Linked DNA regions of Homo sapiens: all the other regions are linked to region 1. Evidence: chromatin contacts called from ENCODE Hi-C or POLR2A ChIA-PET data. All regions are on one chromosome and are shown on one strand. Each heading gives the region's core, a stretch centred on a gene start or an enhancer-like site at or near the end of the contact. The rest is flanking DNA. Distances are from core to core; before and after follow the strand shown.

The links. Hi-C counts contacts between places; a loop is a spot of excess contacts on that map. ChIA-PET counts read pairs that join two places held with the same protein, here RNA polymerase II (POLR2A). Pooled maps may share reads with other maps.
Region 2: a loop to region 1 is called in a pooled map, with 3 times the contacts of the local background. The contact joins the promoter of GNG2 here to the promoter of RPS29 in region 1. A Hi-C loop is called at or near these places in 2 of 37 single-sample maps with no recorded cell type and 7 of 50 pooled maps. POLR2A ChIA-PET finds 5 or more read pairs at or near these places in 2 of 52 experiments (activated CD4-positive, alpha-beta T cell and activated CD4-positive, alpha-beta memory T cell).
Region 3: a loop to region 1 is called in a map of naive thymus-derived CD4-positive, alpha-beta T cell, with 4 times the contacts of the local background. The contact joins the promoter of RTRAF here to the promoter of RPS29 in region 1. A Hi-C loop is called at or near these places in 1 of 168 maps with a recorded cell type or tissue (naive thymus-derived CD4-positive, alpha-beta T cell), 1 of 37 single-sample maps with no recorded cell type and 7 of 50 pooled maps. POLR2A ChIA-PET finds 5 or more read pairs at or near these places in 2 of 52 experiments (activated CD4-positive, alpha-beta T cell and activated T-cell).
Region 4: a loop to region 1 is called in a pooled map, with 6 times the contacts of the local background. The contact joins the promoter of PTGER2 here to the promoter of RPS29 in region 1. A Hi-C loop is called at or near these places in 2 of 37 single-sample maps with no recorded cell type and 5 of 50 pooled maps.

The regions. Positions count from the first base shown.
Region 1 is chr14:49,584,304-49,588,592 of GRCh38, reverse strand. RPS29 (ribosomal protein S29) reads left to right here and starts at 2,213. Exons shown (of 3, transcript NM_001032.5): 1 at 2,213-2,308; 2 at 2,544-2,643. The coding sequence starts at 2,247. It also overlaps RN7SL1. RefSeq lists enhancers at 1,653-2,162, 2,035-2,534, 3,133-3,182, 4,209-4,289.
Region 2 is chr14:51,858,066-51,862,602 of GRCh38, reverse strand. It overlaps GNG2 (G protein subunit gamma 2), which reads right to left and starts at 1,991. Exons shown (of 4, transcript NM_053064.5): 1 at 1,813-1,991. RefSeq lists enhancers at 1,875-2,084, 1,871-2,372 and a silencer at 2,425-2,504.
Region 3 is chr14:51,987,104-51,991,551 of GRCh38, reverse strand. RTRAF (RNA transcription, translation and transport factor) reads right to left here and starts at 2,006. Exons shown (of 8, transcript NM_016039.3): 1 at 1,852-2,006; 2 at 111-235. The coding sequence starts at 1,912. It overlaps LOC105370497 (a long non-coding RNA gene), which reads left to right and starts at 968. Exons shown (of 3, transcript XR_007064166.1): 1 at 968-1,033; 2 at 2,863-4,389. RefSeq lists enhancers at 1,527-1,586, 1,927-2,221.
Region 4 is chr14:52,312,769-52,317,600 of GRCh38, reverse strand. PTGER2 (prostaglandin E receptor 2) reads right to left here and starts at 3,289. Exons shown (of 2, transcript NM_000956.4): 1 at 2,210-3,289. The coding sequence starts at 3,052. RefSeq lists enhancers at 2,395-2,534, 2,555-2,704, 2,939-3,498, 3,499-4,059 and a silencer at 3,225-3,334.

The DNA of each region.
Region 1 (4,289 bases), core at 964-3,463:
TGGTGCCATTGCACTCCAGCCTGGGCGACAGAGTGAGACTCCGTCTCAAAAAAAAAGGAAAAAAAACAAAACAAAACATAAAAGCTCTTGATAAACACCGAGTTAAAATGAACTTTTAAAGCTGTGTTCTCAGTTTGTTGAAAAAGAAATGGATAATTTCATGGTTTGGGATAGATGGTGTCACATTATCTTAAAACTGAAAGGAAGTACGACGTCTTAGCTGCACTTTTGCAATATCTCTATCAAAGAGAATAATGTATAGACTAGAATAAGTATTAAGAATTACTTAAGTATTCAGATTAAGATTGTTGAAGTGCAACTAATTGCTTCTCATTTGTCTTTTTTTCTCTCCTAAATGAATTCACTTCTTTAGGCCCAAAGGCTTATATATCAGAGTACTAAAAATATTAATGGAATTGATCTCAGAACCACTGTAATGTTTTAAATATTGTGGAGACCAACTAGAAGAGGCCTAAGAAAGTGTGGACAAATGTTAGATTAGCTTTTGAGAGGCAAATGGCTTTTGGAAACCACACATTAGTGACTGATATAAATTATAGGAAAGTTGTAAAAGCTTGACATTGGATCTTGCCCAATGAGGCTTTAAAATAAAATACCTTTTCATTCCTATCACTAGGCCTTTTGTCCATCTTCTATTCTAGTTACACAAAGTTGTTCACCTTACCTTGGCTCAAGCGCTTCCTTTCACCAGGCATTCCCTTCTGTCAAGTGCTGCCTGTAGAAATCCCATTCTTCAAGGTCTACCTCAAAGGTCTCTCAAATGTACCTCGAACTGGAATTAATTTCTCTTCTTGGCTCCTTTCGTACTTCATGAGCACACCCATGATTTAATACAGAATATTTTCCTTAGCTGTACATATGTTGTTGGTGCACAAACGTTGTATGTTGAAGTCTTGGAGATAATCCTGTTTCCCACAGATTAGAAAATTTTGAGGGCAAGGAGCAAGTTATATCTAGTTTACAAATCTCTGACTCCCCTCCTTCCTTAATCATATAATACAATGCCTAACTTAATGATTGGGTAGGGGGACCCCACTAGAACCCTGACATAACATACCTTAAAGAAGTGTTGTATTTCAATTTATAAAAGTTTATATGTAAAAGTTTCTGGAATTGTTGCACCCTGTGCTACATTTTATAAATCTAGTTAAAGCTTTGATTTCAGAGCAGTTTTATCTGGAGGCATTATAAATGACCATATGGAATGTAGGTATCTTTCAGCAGAAATTCGTTTATTGACATTGGTTTTTTGCATTTTTGCATTTGCTTTTCATTACTTGTTTTGTCACCAAATTATCTGGTCAAAGCAACATACACTGCACATTACTTGTTTATTACTTTACATTCAGCCAATTACATTTAAGAATCAAATACACTAAATGCCAAAGAATCTCATTTTTTTTTGGAATGGTGTAGGTGTATTTCTTGGAGGAGTGTGTCAAAAAAATAAATTTGAAAACGTACTCTCTTTAACAAAATAAAAGCAAACCCTACCGTTGACTCGTGATCATTACAGCTGATTTTAAGTTGTTTTGTAAATTTATTCCAGTAGGTGTCACTGGTGAGTCGAGGAAAAACTCCTTTCCCAAGTGTAACGTTTTAATTAAAAGAAAGTAAAAGGTTTAATCAATAAAAAAGACTATGAGAATATTCATCTCTTGAGAGTCCAAAATTAACGTATTTATTGTTCAAAAGAGACGGGGTCTCGCTATGTTGCCCAGGCTGGAGTGCAGTGGCTATTCACAGGCGCGATCCCACTACTGATCAGCACGGGAGTTTTGACCTGCTCCGTTTCCGACCTGGGCCGGTTCACCCCTCCTTAGGCAACCTGGTGGTCCCCCGCTCCCGGGAGGTCACCATATTGATGCCGAACTTAGTGCGGACACCCGATCGGCATAGCGCACTACAGCCCAGAACTCCTGGACTCAAGCGATCCTCCAGCCTCAGCCTCCCGAGTAGCTGGGACTACAGGCACGCGCCACCGCGCCCGGCGGTCGGATACCGGCGCAGAATAGCACTAGAAGCTGTGGTATGGTGACGTCATCAACTGGGCCAGCCCACAACGCCTCTAAGATTTCATTTTACTCACCCAGCGAAACAACCTGACCACACTGCGCACGCGTTTCCTTTGAGCACTGCATTCTGGGTAAACTGTCTCAAAAATTTGAAGAGCGCATGCGTGGGCCAGCTTCTTCCTTTTACCTCGTTGCACTGCTGAGAGCAAGATGGGTCACCAGCAGCTGTACTGGAGCCACCCGCGAAAATTCGGCCAGGGTTCTCGCTCTTGGTGAGAAATAGTTTGTGATTTTGGGGAAGCGTTGCCGTGGAGCGCTAGGCTGCTTAAAATCTCAAGTAGAGGAGGCCACGGGCGGCACGAGGGAGCACGCCGACTGGGAGTCGCTGGTGCCGCCATTACAGGCCTGTACTGTGGCTTGGGAGTCCCGGGATGCGGGTAGTAGCCGTCTGAGTGCGGAGTCTTGTAATTTCTATGACCTGCAAAACCGCTGTCTCTTTTCTTACAGTCGTGTCTGTTCAAACCGGCACGGTCTGATCCGGAAATATGGCCTCAATATGTGCCGCCAGTGTTTCCGTCAGTACGCGAAGGATATCGGTTTCATTAAGGTAGGCGTCTGCAGGCGTACTCCATGTTGTTTGGGCAGAGAAGGTTGTGGGGGTTATTTTTTCCGCGAAAGACAAACGGACAGATCTTCCCTGGAGTGGTAATTCTGAGCATTCGACCAAGAGCTTTTCCTCTTTTTTTAGTTGGTAGCTGGTGACAGTGTTGATGGTTTGGGCAATCAAATTAATAGAATGGAGAAGGTGAAGGACTTAGTCTTTCCTACTCCCTTTTTTACCTAGATAGCTTAGCCAGTTTTAGGTGCCGTGTATTGTGTTTGGTGAAATTCACTTTAGAGAAGCCACTAAAATTGTTTTACATTTGTTTCATTTATCAATCTTGTAAGTACCTATTCTCTTTTTTTTTTTTTTAGAGATAGGGTCTCCCTCTGTCGCCCAGGTTGAAGTGCAGTGGCGTTGTTACGGCTCACTGCAGCCTCGAACTCCTCCTGGTCTCAGGCGATCCTCTTGCCTTGGCGTCCCGAGTAGCTGGGACTAAAGGCTCTTGCCACCACGCGCGGCTGTACCTAGATATTTTCTAACCAAATATATGTATTAACCGCTGACCCCAAGTTTTTTTTTTTTTTTTTTTGAGTCGGAGTCGCACTCACCCAACCTGGAGTGCGATGGCGTGATCTCCGCTCAGTGCAACCTCCGCCTCCCCGGTTCAAGCGATTCTCCTGCCTCAGCCTCCTGAATAGCTGGGATTACAGGCGCCTGCCACCATGTCCGGCTAATTTTTTTATTTTTAGTAGAGACGGGGTTTTACCATGTTGGTCAGGCTGGTCTCGAACTGCTGACCTCGTGATCCGCCTGCTTCGGCCTCCCAAAGTGCTGAGATTACAGGCGTGAGCCACCGCGCCCGGCCAACCCAAAATGTTTGAAAGCGTCATACACTGGAATGAACTTAAAGTTTGGGGCCGGAAAGACATTGTTAAGATTCAGCAAACAATGGTCTGCCATTTAGTGCTTCTATCTCTTGATCATCTTAGTCAAGCTAGTGTTTATATGAAACTTTTGACTGTGAAACTTTTGGCTTCTGAAAATCTTTTAAATAGTAGTTTGGGTTTTTTTTTTTAAGGTGAAAACGAATTTATTATTGGCTCTTTGAGATAAAAATCACCAGCTTTCTGATCAATTATTTTGTATTGGATAGTACTGTTCTATAATGATGTAAATTTTTTTTTTTGTTTTGAAATTGGGTCTCCCTCTGTTTCCCAGGCTGGAGTGCAGTGGCGTGATCTCAGCTCACTAGCCTCCCCCTCCCGGATTCAAGCGATTCTCCTGTCTCAGCCTCCCTAGTACCTGGGATTACAGGCGTCTGCCACCACGCCCGGCCTATTTTTATTATTTTGTGGAGATGGGATTTCACCATGTTGGCCAAGCTGGTCTTGAGGTCCTGACCTCAGGAGATGGGCCTGCCTTGACCCCTCAGAGTGCTGGGATTACAGGCGTGATCCACGGCGCCCTGTCTGTTGTAAATTGTTAATATGAATACTGCAGTGCAGCAGGGACAGAGAAAGTACGTTTAAACTCAGGCTTGGCAGCCCTGAGCAAATACTTCATCAGTATATGCTTCTTGTTAAAATGAGGAGGTTCGCCTAATTTGAGAGGTAGTATATCATACGTAAGAAAATGGACCTTGGCCCACG
Region 2 (4,537 bases), core at 742-3,241, 2.3 Mb before region 1:
CAAACAAAGTAGGGTGTTGGCATTATCTAGTGAATACAGCCTGCAGAGGAGTAAGTACCAAAGGGTAAGCCTGTCCTTATCCATGCAGCTCAGGTTGCCAACTTTTTACTTCATTTCATGATGCACAGCTTGATTCTAGAACTCCACTGGGTCATTCTGGATCGAAGATCTATCCTAGGTCTCTTCTCTAAGAAGATGATCTTTACATACTTCCCTTTAAGATGCAAATAGGAAGTGGAACTGCAAAATCCATGTCACGACTTGTTTTGCCCACAAGTTTGATTAAATTCAGTGAATCCTTCAAGGAGTTCCATGGTTTCAATACTAGCAGTACTTTGTCTCTTAGGCATGGTGCAGGTTTACTTTAATGAGCAAAAAACCTCTGAGAAATAGACTTTTTTTTTCTTTAGTAGCTATAAAAGCTTCCCATCTCTCAAAATGTGCTGCTACTCCACAGATTTTGAGAAGCCATATCGATTTCATAAAGATAGCATTAAAAATAGCCCTATAGCTCTTAACAAGTGAGAACGATGATAAAGGAGGAGGCATATACATACATACACTCTCAACTAGCATATTTGGTATCTAAGAACCTATGTTTCAAGAATCTGTGAGTGTCAAAATATTGACTTTTTTTAAATTTTTACTCCACTATAAGCAGTTTTTTCTCTTTCTTTTGAAAAATTATCTCCTTTCATTATAGAAACTCTAGAAGAAAAACCCTTTTATCAATGACTACTTACTGCTTAACTGTACTTTCTGTTGAAGATTAAAAAAGCTTAATTCTTTAAATCGTGCTGCATGAGGGTATTAAACTCCCTAATATATCCTGTCAGAGGAATCTCACAATCTCAGTTCTCATCTGCTAGACCTATTTAGTGTACTTTTACATATCATTCATAAATATGAACAAGTCATAGACCCAGGCTCTCATTAAGAACATCCTTTGCTCAAGAAAATCAAAGAATAAAAATCATGTTCTGGTTTTACTACTTCAGTCTATCTACCAGATATTCGCGTAAGGAAACAACCCAGCTGCACTTTTTTATTTTGTCCCTCACCGAGGCTAACATGCACCTTGACCTAGAGGTGAATAAAATGCATATAAACATAAAATCCATGCATATGCTAGTATCTGATTCTGGACAAGTTACTGGCCTTAAACCCGCCACGCTCCTTTGAACAAGGATGCAACTTTAGGATAAGACCTACTGGCAAATGATAGCTGTGTCTGAGGTTATCCTGAAAGCAGCTGCACAAGCTGAGGGAGGAAGACACTGTTTTTTAATGGTAAATACTGCCCCTCACATACGCAATTCAAGCCTTTGTTGGCAAAATCTAAGTACAAAAGAATTTAACTCCCCCAAAAGCCAAATCACAGCCATTATTTTTGCAAAACAGAAGATATCCCAGTGCAATGTGTAAGAAAGAGAATGCAATTAATATTTTACACCACTCACTCCCCTAAAACAAGGGGACTGCCGGGCTCCGATGACCAGACCACAGCTTCACAGCCCCAGATGGATTTCGACTCAGCCCTGGTTTTCCTCCGAGAGAACTATACAAACAGCTTCTTGTATTTAGCATGTTGGCCTGTTTAGTCATCAAATCTAAGCACTGATGATGAGGTTTTTTTAAATCAAATGTGTCATAAATGTGGTTATTCTCAAAGACCCTTCCAAAAGAATCTAATCATTTCCCCTAGTCCTGAAGCGATGTCTCTATCATCCCTTAGAAATCGGACCTTAAAACCACAAGCGACGGTCGTTTTTCTCAATTAAAAACGAGCAACATGGAAAACGTTTCATTTACCTTAGCTCCCGAGGCTTGGTCCGAGGAGCGTGGTTTTCCCCTCTCCGGAGCTGATCTGTGCAGGCGAGCTCCGGCGCAGCCCAGCCCAGCCCAGCCCAGCCCAGCAGTAGTAGGAGTTGCCCACGGAGCGCGGCGGCAGCGTTGTGAGTATGTGTAGCAGCGGCTGCAGCCCAGGGACTAGTCCCCACCCAGCTTTGTCTTCAATCAACGTTCTTTCTACAGGAAGCAGCGCATCTCCCACTTCCTCCTCTTCTTGGTAGCTGTTAGCGGCTTGCTTCTTTTCCCTCTCATTTCCATTTCAGGGCTTACTCTGGTGGTTTTGTCTGCTCCTGGGCTGCTGACAGTGATTTGACTTTAATCCCCCTTCTCCCTTTGTTCAAGTCCCTCTGGTGCTGTCTGTTCCTTCCTTCCCCTTTTCTCATCCCCCCACGGTCACCTCCACGACAGCTTCCACACACTGCTCAGTCGGCCCCCTTCCTGGCACACTGCCTGCTTTTTTAGCCTGAACCTGGCTTGTTGCTATTGTTGTTCTTGCTGTTGTTGTTTCTACTGCTGCTGCTGTTTTTTTTTGGGTCAACATCCCCTGGCCAGGTTCTGGCCCCCGAGATCCCACACCAGCCTCCACTGTTCCTCCTGATTTACTGTGGTCCCCATCAAGCCAGCTAGCTGGGAGCTTGCAGCTTGCAGCTTGCAGCTTCTCACTGCAGCATTTTTCTCTGTGGCCAACATTTCAGAGGCTTCATTTCTCCAAGGTCCCACTACCACTGAGATCTTACTTAACCCACATGCTCAGAAAAGAATGGCCCTGATAAGTATTCTTATGGGGCACGGGAACTAAACCAAGTTGGCAATGCTACCTATAGGCCTAATAGTGAGGACTATTCCCAAAAGATTCTCATAGATGGGAAGGAATGAGGTGGTGCTGAATGCTGCACATTCCCAACAGAGAAACTGAATACTCCTCTCCCCATTCCACACACACTAGTAGGGCTGAAGGACCCTCATGATCCTCCAGTCCCTTCCCTTCATCTTAGGAGGTAATATCGTAGAACCCACCAGGGTAGAGCCTGCAAGCTGTCTCTGTCTGCCAGAATTTCAATCCAAATTGCCATTAATGACTGTATGAACTTGGGCAAATTATTTAACATCTATGTGCCTCAGTTTCCTCATCTGCAAAACATAGTTGATGATAGTCATGCTCTACATTGGAAATATGAGGATTAAATGAGATGGTATACAAGGTGCTAATAATAGTTCTGGGGATATAGGACGTATTCGGCACATATTAACTCTTATTATTTTTAGAGGATGTTGGGCCTCACATTCAGCAAGTGATTTCGCCAGTCAGCAGCCGAACCCTCACCAGTACTTGGTTTTCCAATTCCTCACTATTAGTATGTTCACAATTGAGCCCAGATGCTTTAATAACAATTTATTCAACGTGTGAGTCATTCTCCCCCTAGTACTAACACAAGGTACTTTGGGGAAGCTACAGATTAAACATGAGATGGGGGAAGGGGAATCCTGTTCTAGTGTCCAGGCAACATTATGGAGTTAAAAACAAAAACAACAACAACAAAAAACACCTCTTCTCAGGAATCAGTGCCTGGAAAGCTAATCTTGCCAGGAAACAGTTAATTCCCCAACTCCTCCTTTTTAATCCAGTTTTGCCTTAATCCTCCAGCAAGTAAACTAACAGGAAATGTTAGAAATCTAGGACTGATGGAGAATAACTCTCCAGTTGAGCCTTCCAAACACATCGTGAGGACCACAGCACGTTAACCTAGAAGGTACAGAATTTAATTTCTATGAAATGTTCTGAGACAGTCCCAAAACACCCTTTGTTTTGATTTGAACAGTTTGCTTATTTTTTCAAGGAAATCTTTCATCAAAAAGGACCCTGATGTCAACTCACTCACACCTGAAAATTACAAAATGGATTGATTTAAGATTGAAAATGAGCAACTAGCTTTGATCCACCAGCAGATAGAAATGCAGTAGTGAGAGGGATTGGGCATGAATCCACCAACATGTGAGTTATCTCCAAACCAGGAACCCTTGTGCCAAAGGTTACCAGGAACTTTTAAATGTAAATTTAAATATGCATGATGCCAAGTCTAAGAAAAATGAGAAGCATGTTATTAATGGTTGGAAACAAGACTATGGTTAATTTTAGACAAGTAGGTTCTGGCATAAACTCTAGATTCAAGTACAGTAATTTTTTGTGTCTTTTTGTTTCTAACTCTCTCTCAACCATCCTCCGATGGTTGGTATTTATATTTAAGCCTATATAGGTTGGTATTTATACTTAAGCCTATATAGGAAAACCTCTTTCAAACAATAAAATCTCTAGGAATTTTGCCTGCTGCCTTTTAATTAGTTCTTCCATCTCTGGCCCTTATAAAACTCACAGTAGGTTAATCGCCAGTGTTGGGAGGTGCCAACAAAACTCTATACAAAGCTAAAAACTAGATTTTAAGACCTCTCTTTCATTAATACCTCATTGCTTTTCAACTGGTCCTAATAGCCTCTTTTTCAGGAGAGAAAAGTAAAGTGTGGGGGTATAGCTTGGCCAGGATAGATTAATCCAGTTTAGAGCTCTTAACACAAGTTTGCATACCAAGTTTGCAAAGTGTTAATTTCTTAGGAAAATGACATCTCGCCATTAATAGTTTATGCATCAATTGCTAACCATGAGCCTATCCCAGTACATTTTATCACTGGG
Region 3 (4,448 bases), core at 757-3,256, 2.4 Mb before region 1:
ACACTGATCATTATCATTTTTTTCTTAAAAGAAGAAAGTAATTTTAAGCTCATCTTCATGATTTTTCAGACAAACTCTCTGTATTTTTACTTTACTTCCTAATTCATTACCTTTTCAAAGAACTTGGGCCAGTCGCTGCTGTGGATGTTTCTTAAATTCCCTCTGTCTTCAATCTTGTAGTGCCTGATTTTCTGGTCTTCAAGCCAAACGATGAAGTTTCTAAATTCTGTTTCATCTGCAATAAAAAATATCACATAAATAACTAGAAGCACTACATAAAATACCTCCTTCTCAGGTATATGTTCAGATATATGTTCTTGTGGAATTTTCTTAACTTCAAAATACTAAATTAATTGAACCAAAAGAGGGAGTTGAAAGTACAGATTCTGGAGTTGAAAGTACAGATTAACAATGATCTGTTCAAATCCTGGGTCCAGATACTTACTGGTTGTGTGAACTTGGGATAATCACCCACATTTTCTGTGCCTCAGACTCTTCAGCTACAAAATGAGGGTGCTAATAGAACTTACCTCATAGAGTTATGAAGATTAAAAGAAGTTGTTTTATTTAAGAAGTTTCTTAAATAAAATAAATACGGATAAAAACAGTGCCTGGCACATAGTTTTGCTATTTAAGTGTTACATATTAATATTCCAGTTCCTTTGCGGACAGAAAGGGGAAGGAGGGCAAGGTTAAATTTATAGCAAAGTAATAAAGTAAAATATACAACAAAATAATAAGTAAAAGAAATTAAATGACAAAAAAGACACTGTGACAACTGTTGTCATGGAATGTTAACTGCACATTAAGTGCATAATTGTTTCGTTTAATCCTCCCCATACCTCTTTTGAGGTAGGTAATATCCCATTTTACAGATAAGAACATTGAGACTCAAAGATTCCAATCCAGAACAAGGCTCTATTGTCACTGATACTTTTTTGTTAAAGTAGAAAAACAATAGATTATAATTTGATATGCTTCTACAGGCGATCAACAAAACACTGTCATCCTGCTTAGAAATTATTTTCAATTTGTGAGTCAAATTCAAGCTTCCATTATAAGGTCTTGAGAATTACACAGTGGTCTGAGTATCACAAGTTATACTTGATCACTTTCAAACTTACCAGTCTATCACAGGCCACAACTATACAAAGGAAACGAGTAGTGGTGGGTAGCAGTTTAGTTACAGTGAGTAGCAACGTTATTACTTTTTAAAATTCTAATGCTGTAAAATCCCAAATACCTTTGTATTCACAATTCAACCTTCCCACTCATCTGCTATTAACTTTTTTGCAACACCACATAACACAACTAGCCCGTTACTACACGCGCTTACCCTCCCACTGTGATCGGTCCTGATTTCATTGTGTACTGTCTCAAACTGCTCAGTGGGTTCTGATTGCTTCCACCCCTCGTCCCTTTAGCTCCTGGCAGGCAGTGAACTAGTCTTCAAGTTACTCAGCACCTTCCTCAGAATCCAGCACCGCGCTGGCCCATAATTAGCAGGTGCTCAAGGTATCGCCTAATTACCCAGGGAACCATGGAGTTGAATAGTGAGTGAGAAAGACGAATGCTCTCCCTTTTATGTACAGAGAAGGTAGTTACGTGATGCTTGGAGTTAAGCAAGTGCAGAAAGTAACATGCCGAGACAGGAGTAGGTGAGAGGGCTTTAAAGGCGGGAAGGGGCGGCGAAGAGCCGAGGTACGTGGCGACCCAGAGGAGAGGGGCCCGGAGGCTGCCGGCGGAAACCAGGCCGCCGAGGGTCCCGACGGGGAGGTGGGGTGCGGGCACTGAGGCTGGGACCTCCGCCCAGGTCAGGGACACGCGGCCGGGCTGAGGCCGCCGCCTCACCTTTGCAGTTGAAGCCGGCGGGGTTGTGGTAGTCGAGAGCCGTCAACTTGCGTCGGAACATGGTCCCCGCTTCTCGCTCTGGTCCCCCGGGCCTCGGCCGGGAGAGAAGAAGCGAGGTGGAGCGGGAGGCGCAGGCACCGGCGACGCGGCGAGAGGGCGGGCAGGCGCTGAGTCGCTCCGAAATGACGGCGGCCTTCGCCAATCGTGGCTTAAAAGCGGTGGCCGCCGGCAAATGCCCACCAATCGCGGCTCCGGCTGGGGAGGCGGGGCCACGTCGGCGCACGTCGACGCTCAAATAAACTTTATTGTCAGCTTCCTGGTTGTACAATAGGCAGAAAACCACCGGGAAGCCACTTTCCTTTCTTTCTTGCTATAGCATGCAGAGAATAGTATATGTAGGCTTTTGGTATTCGCTGTACCTCCCGTTGGATTACAGAATTACTGTTTAGTGTTTTGAGTGCATTCATTCATTTTATTACTCCTCCTACATAACAGGTGCTCTTCTAACACTGGTAATACAAAGACTACAAAGCAAGGTCCCTATAGTAAGATGCTTTCAGACTAATTGGGAGTGATCCACAGGTAAACATACAATTGTTAATACGATGCGATCGTTCCAGATATCCTCAGCCAGAGTGAAATCTGAAGCCGAGATCGTCCCTCACTCCCCCTCACCCTCGGTCACAGCATCCAGTAGGTCACCAATTCCTGCCATTCTGTCTCTCCTAACTCTCAAATCCCTCACCTCCTTTCGGACCCCACTGATACAGCCACAGATCAGATCCTCATCACTTTTGCTTACTCTAATTATCTGATTGATTTCTTAGGGCCAGTCCTGCGTTCTCCAAACCATTCCTCCATACAGCGATGAGAGAGATTTTTCTAAAGCAAAAACCTGTACATAACTTTCTCTGCTTATGTTTTAGTGGTTCCTGGTTACCCCCTAGAAATAATCAAAACTCCTTATTGTATTTAAGATCTTTCCTGATCCAGTCTCTACTTGCTTTTCAGACAGTGGAGAGAGAGCAGTGAACAAGACAGACCAGGCCCCTATTTTCATGGAGTTTAAAAGGCTAATGAGGGAAACAATAAACAGATAAGTATAAACTAAGGCTTGAAGATGGTGAGGCATTCACCATGCAGTCAAAAGGGTAACCTAGTTTGAGGGAAGAGGATGTATAAAGGCAAGAAATGAGCAACAGCATGGCCCAGAGGGACTAGAGCTTATAGGGGCTGGAGGGTGAGAGGGAATGACAGCTGATAAGACTATAGACAAAGGCAGGGCTCTGATAAGGAAAAGCCTCTCATGGCAAGCTAAGGGGAGCTATTGAAATTCTTGGGGGTAAGCCAACTATGTACGTTTCATTTCATTTCATTAATTAAGATTTTAATTAAACACTTAGGATCTGAGGAGCATACAAATGAGTAAACTACAGTCTCTATTTTCAGGAAGTTTAAGTATAATGACAAATATAGATGTGTAAATAAATACTTATAATCTGGAGTTAGAAAGAGTAAGTGAATTACAAGAAATATAAAATGTACTACAAAGAAGTACAGGCCAGGTGCAGAAGCTCATGCCTGTAGTCCCAGCACTTTGGGAGGCTGAGGTGGGAGGATAGTTCAAGCCCAGGAGTTTGAGACCAGCCTAGGCAACATAGTGAGACTTTGTCTCTATTAAAACTAAAAAAAAAAAAAAAAGAAGAAAGAAAAATTAGCCTGGCATGCTCGTGTGTGCCTGTGGACCCAGCTACTCAGGAGGCTGAGGTGGGAGGATCACTTGAGCCTGCAAGGTTGAGGCTGCAGTGAGCCATGATCACACCAACCTGTGCAACATGTAAGACCCCATCTCAAAAATAATAATAATAAAAAGAAGTACAGAGGCTAGAATACAGCTTTAGTTTTAAGGGGGCACTGTAAGATAATCTGTATTTTTCAATTAAGGTGCTTATAGAGTGAATCAAGAAAATCAGTTCAAGAGTGTCTCATTTCCAACAAAATTTGATCAAAGATATGGCTATAATCTCATATTGTAGTGCATGCTAGTTGTATAATTAATGAAATACTAACCAAAAAATGAAAAAATGAACCAATCATGGAAGGGAAAATAATAAATACTTACATATAAATAATAAATTAAAAAGGGGGAAAAATACAATTGCAGACCATGAATTTCTTTAAAAAAATAAGGAAAAACATCTCTTACCATTTGTTTTCTGAAATTGACCTTTCAAGGCAAAAAATGAAGTTGTTTGCTCCTGGCCTAGTCTTTCCACTTCAGGGTCCCCATTGTCAGCAACTTAAGACTGTCCCTAGTCATCAGCCCCGGCCACCACCAGGAGTGGGGAGGTTGGAGGAAGATTCAGATGATGCAGAATGCTAAAGTGTCAGGGGATACTTGAGCAGGGGATAAAGCAAACTTTGGGAAAGAAGTATAAAATAAATATTAATCCATTTTTTATGTTAAAACCCAGTTATCTTTTTTTTTCTCTGAATTTGAAGGAGTTCTTTGACCTATTCTGAATGGAGTGTCCAACAGTAAGTGAATCTTACATAATTCCATTTCTGAAGACCAAGCCCTCTGTATACTTCAAGAA
Region 4 (4,832 bases), core at 2,040-4,539, 2.7 Mb before region 1:
AAGCTCCTACTCCCTCAACACCTTTTAGCCAGATTTCTGTGGCTAAGCCCCTTCTATCTGGCAACTCTGGAGCAGCCCTTGGCCTAATATTAACTGAGGGAGGGAAAACAATATCTATATCTATATCCACACACATATATTTGAATTTACAAAAACATAAGGCAACGATGGAATTCTCATGGTAAAAGGCCAATTTACATGAAAACAGGGCAACCTGTTGGAAACCACTACCTTTATTTAAAAAAAATACAGTTTATGCAATGGGTCAGTCATGATCAAAGAGGAGAACTTTTTCCTCTTGCTCGTGTAGGAAAGAGACTAAAAATCGTTTCACAAGTGTGTTATCACCCCAAACCCATTCCCAGGCTATTTAAGTAGCTGATAGTGGGGGATATTTTTATAAATATACTCACAAATGACAGATAAAACCCTAAGAACTGATTATCTTAATTCCCAACACCCTAAGACAGTCTTTCAGGAATAGTTTCTGATCCCCAAGCTGAATGCAAAGCTGTTTGGTGGAACTTGAAATGCTTTCTTTCATAGATATATGTTCTGCATCCTAGTGCTGACCTTCAAAAGCTGATTTAGCTCCTAACATAATCAAAAGCTCCTACCAGTAAAATAAATCAAAAGCATATAAGCCATGTGGGTTTCTACATCACAGCGTTTCTGTTGCATAAACTCCCCTGCTCAGAGTGGTATGGGAGATGCAGCCTCCCACAGTCCGACTTCATTTTATAAGAGGGCGTCTTTGAATATTCTATCTCATTCCCTCAAAGTGTAACCAATTCAGAACAGTTTCTGCCCTGACAGAGGATGGGGTAGAAGGGTGAGGACAGTGGGGACCAGGGAGAAGAGAACGTAGCTAAGGGAGTTAACTGGGCTGGGGAGGAGAGAATCATATTCAGACCTTTGGGACCCTGTGTCCCTTCCCATCCCTGAGGATGAGCACATGAAGATGTAAGAAGCAGTAATGGAGGCAGGAGATAGGATAAAGTTACTTCTCCTCCAGCTTTTACAGGTCAGACCTGTTAATAGTAGGCACTGCCCATCTCTTTTCTCCAAGATTGTGGCAGGTGGAAGTCACTATTAACTGCTTTGATGCTGCAGCATCAGTCTTGCTCTTCTGAAGATTAGGAAGTGGAGTTGCCACAACTCCCAATTCCTAGCCCCCGTAAGAGGCCAGCACATTCTCGGACATATTCCAGGCTCAGCTAAAACGTTACACTTGAGGAGACTTGAACTCACAGCCTCATATCATTTAGCAGTTAGTTAGCATCAAATAACTGCTAAAGTTGCCCCAAATCAAGGCAGCACGATGCCAGGACTTGGTCTCTTGTCCTTCAGTTCCCCAGGTAGCCCCACTCTTCCCTTCCTGAGAGGGACCAGCCATTCCTGCCTGTGGCTTTGTGCTCATCAAGTGCATAACTGTAAGCTGAAGGACACCTGTGTGTATTTCTGACAGTGACATTAAGAGCGTGTTTTGCAAGATATTACAAATGCTTAGCAAGATGTTCCTCCAAGTATTTCCTCTAGTTATCATTATGGTTTTATAAACTTTCATGGCCACAAAGAGTTACATTCAAATATATAAATTGGGAAACCTATAAACTAGATGTTTGTTGGACTTTTAGGACAAATAACAAATGCTCTAAACTTCTGCTTCAGGGACCCTTCTCATCTGGGACCATTTTCAATGGCAGCTGGAATGCTATGGGTTGGGTACTACATTTTGCCCTGGCAGGAACAGAAGGCAAGCATGGAGAACCAGCACCAGTGGATGAGAGGTACAGGGCAGCAAACTGCAGCTCCAGGTCGTCAGGCTGGAACAGTGACAGCCATCCTAAGGTGGAAGGGGCTGCCTCTTTCTCAATTACTAAGCCAAGATAGGCAACAGCGAGAAAGGGACACTGCCCAGGGCTAGGATGAGGAGATTGGCTAGCTTAGCTGAGGCCCAGGACTCCCTTTCGGACGGTCTGTATTATTGTATAAGAAACTCTAGCCTAGCAACGCCCATAAGCCAGGATAAGGAAGTGGGCTAAAGAGGAGGGGAAACTAGTGGGGAAGGCTACAGATCTTTACAAATTAGGACATATTTTTACAAGTTGCAAAAAGTTTGTAGGGCGGTGGAAAGGGTGGAGGCGTCAGGGGAGAGCATGAGAAGGCTGAGCAGAGCCGGGCTGTGGAAACGTAGGGAGTGACTTACCGTGAAAGGCAAGGAGCAGACGGCGAAGGTGATGGTCATGATAGCCAGGAGAATGAGGTGGTCCGTCTCCTCCGCCATGGACACCCTTTCCCCTCTCCTGCGGGCCCCGGGGCCGCCCCGGCCACTGCCCAGGGAAGGTCCGCAGCGGCTTCTCCGGCTTCGGCGGTGCATGCGGATGAGGTTGAGAATGACACTGAAGTTGCAGGCGAGCACCGAGACAATGAGAAGCAGCAGCAGGGTGGCGTACAGCTGCAGGTAAGCGGTCCGCCCGTGCCGGATGAAGCACCAGGTCCCGGGGCAGTACTGGACGTACTGCCCATAGTCCAGCAGCGGCAGCGAGCAGAAGAGCAGGGAGACTGCATAGATGACAGGCAGCACGGCCAGGCCCCCGGAGCGCGAGACGCGGCGCTGGTAGAAGTAGGGGTGCCCGATCGAGAGGTAGCGCTCCAGGGCCATGGCGAAGAGCATGAGCATCGTGGCCAGGCTGAAGAAGGTCATGGCGAAAGCGAAGTAGGTGCACGCGCGGCTCTCGGGCGCCAGTGCCACCAGGGTCTGGTTCCGCGCGTACGAAGCCAGTACCACTGGGCTGATGAGGCAGGTCCCGAGCAGGTCGGTGAACACCAGCTCGGTCACCAGCACGTGGAACAAGGAGAGGGAGCTCCTGCGGCCGGCGCTGCACCCCACGTCCCCCCGCCAGCGGCGCGCCAGCAGCGCCAGTGCTATGAGGTTCCCCAGCACCCCGGCCGAGAACATGACGGAGCTGATGGCTGGGCTTTCGCCTGGGGGAAGCCACTGTCGCGTCTCGCAGTCCTCAGACTGGGAGTCATTGGAGGCATTGCCCATGGTGGGGTGCCTGGAAAAGAGATGCGCCCTCCTCTCCCGGCCTTTACCTGGGAGGAAGAGGGTCTGAGAGCCGGAGCGTTCCGAGACTCAGAGGAAAAAGGGGAGGGACCGAAATCCAGAGCCCCCTTCCCGCACCCAGCGCGCCGACGGCGGCTTGCCCTGGGTCTCCCGCCGCGCGCCGAGTGGCGGCTCGGCTGCTGCATCCGAGCGGCGCTCGAGGCTCCCGCGCCTACCCGCGCCGGCCAAGGCCGGGAGCCAGAGCCTAGGGGAGCCGTCGTCTCCGCCCCCGCACTGTCGGGGGGCGGGCCCAAGAGTGCTGGCCAGGCCTTGCAAGTGCGAGTGTCCGCGAGCTGCAGGGGAGGCAGGACGCGTCACACTCGCGGGGGCGTTCCGAGTCCCTGGGGCGCGCCGGCGGGGAGGGAGAGAAGGAGTCTGAGCACCCGCTGGGCGCGGCACTGGGCAGAGGCGCGCGTGTTGCCGGTGTACTGAAGCTGCCCGCGACCGGCGGGAGCGGCGTTTCTCGCTTCCTCGGGGTCCGGTACTCGAAGCGCACGGCAGTCTGACCTCGGCTGGGAAGCGTTAAGCCCCAGCAGAGGGCTGGGAGGGAGTGCAGGAGCACTTGCGGGGTCTGCGCAGAATACACAGAAGATCGGGGCAACGAGCAAAGCAAAGCAACTCACCAAACAATGAAGTTAGGAGAACCCAATCCCGTGAAATGAGCGGAACAAGGGAATAACAGTGCAAAGGCAGCTTGAAGTAAGACCAGAATGTTTTGCTTTGTTTTTACTATTCCCAGGAAGATACACTAAGAGGTTGGGACAAAAATTGGGATGAAGCGTAAAGCAAGTGTGTCCATCCAAGGAACCAAACCACACAATGCGCACCACCGAGCGGCCTGTTGCACTGCCGCTTTGATTCGGTTACTAGCATTTCACCGTTTCCTATGTCAACAGCATAACGGATAACCACTTGTTTAAGCAACCATTAAAAAAAGAGGAGTGTGTCTTATACAGAATTGTGTTTGTGGATACAACATGAAAACCATTGCACATCACTGTTCTGTCCTTAAGCTGAGCCTTGTAAGAAAATGTTGATATTTTGTTTAGCCGTTTATCTTTACATGTTGTTAACCACGTAGTATCCATCCAGAAAGACTTGTTCCTGGCAAAGTGTATTGGTAAGTGGCCAGTTTCAGACTGGAGCTGACAGTAATGGTTTCCTACCACATATTGTCATAATTGCAGAGTCGTGAAAATGGGCTGATATTTAACACAAAACAAAACAAAACAAAATCCAGTTTGGCAGACAACATAGGTAATTGTGTTCTGTAAGAAGTCACATTCACTTGGGGAAGGGAGGCCAACTGGGAAGTGAAGGGTCTGATCTGCCTAGGGAACTGGCAAGAAAGACAGTCATAACGTGGGAGGAAGCAAAGATTGCCTGCTGAAGAGCCTATCTTGCTACAGCCTGCTTACTCTCCATGAATATTTTTTGCCAACTTTGATGATTCTGGCCTGGGGATTGGAATGCGGAGTTGGGGGGGGTGGTTCCCACTAGAACAAGCATAATTTACTGGATCGCTTGCAAAGTTTACAGGCCGGTTTTCACATGTCAGCAGGCACTACTTCAATCCCTAAACTTCTCATGGCATGGATTCCTAGGAAAGAGGATCTTAACTCCTACAGTTTTTCTTTCAAGCTGTAAACTCTGCAGGTCAGTAACAACTTATTACCAATCTTTGCCATCCATCTCTGACTATTCCCCTACTCCAACATTCCCC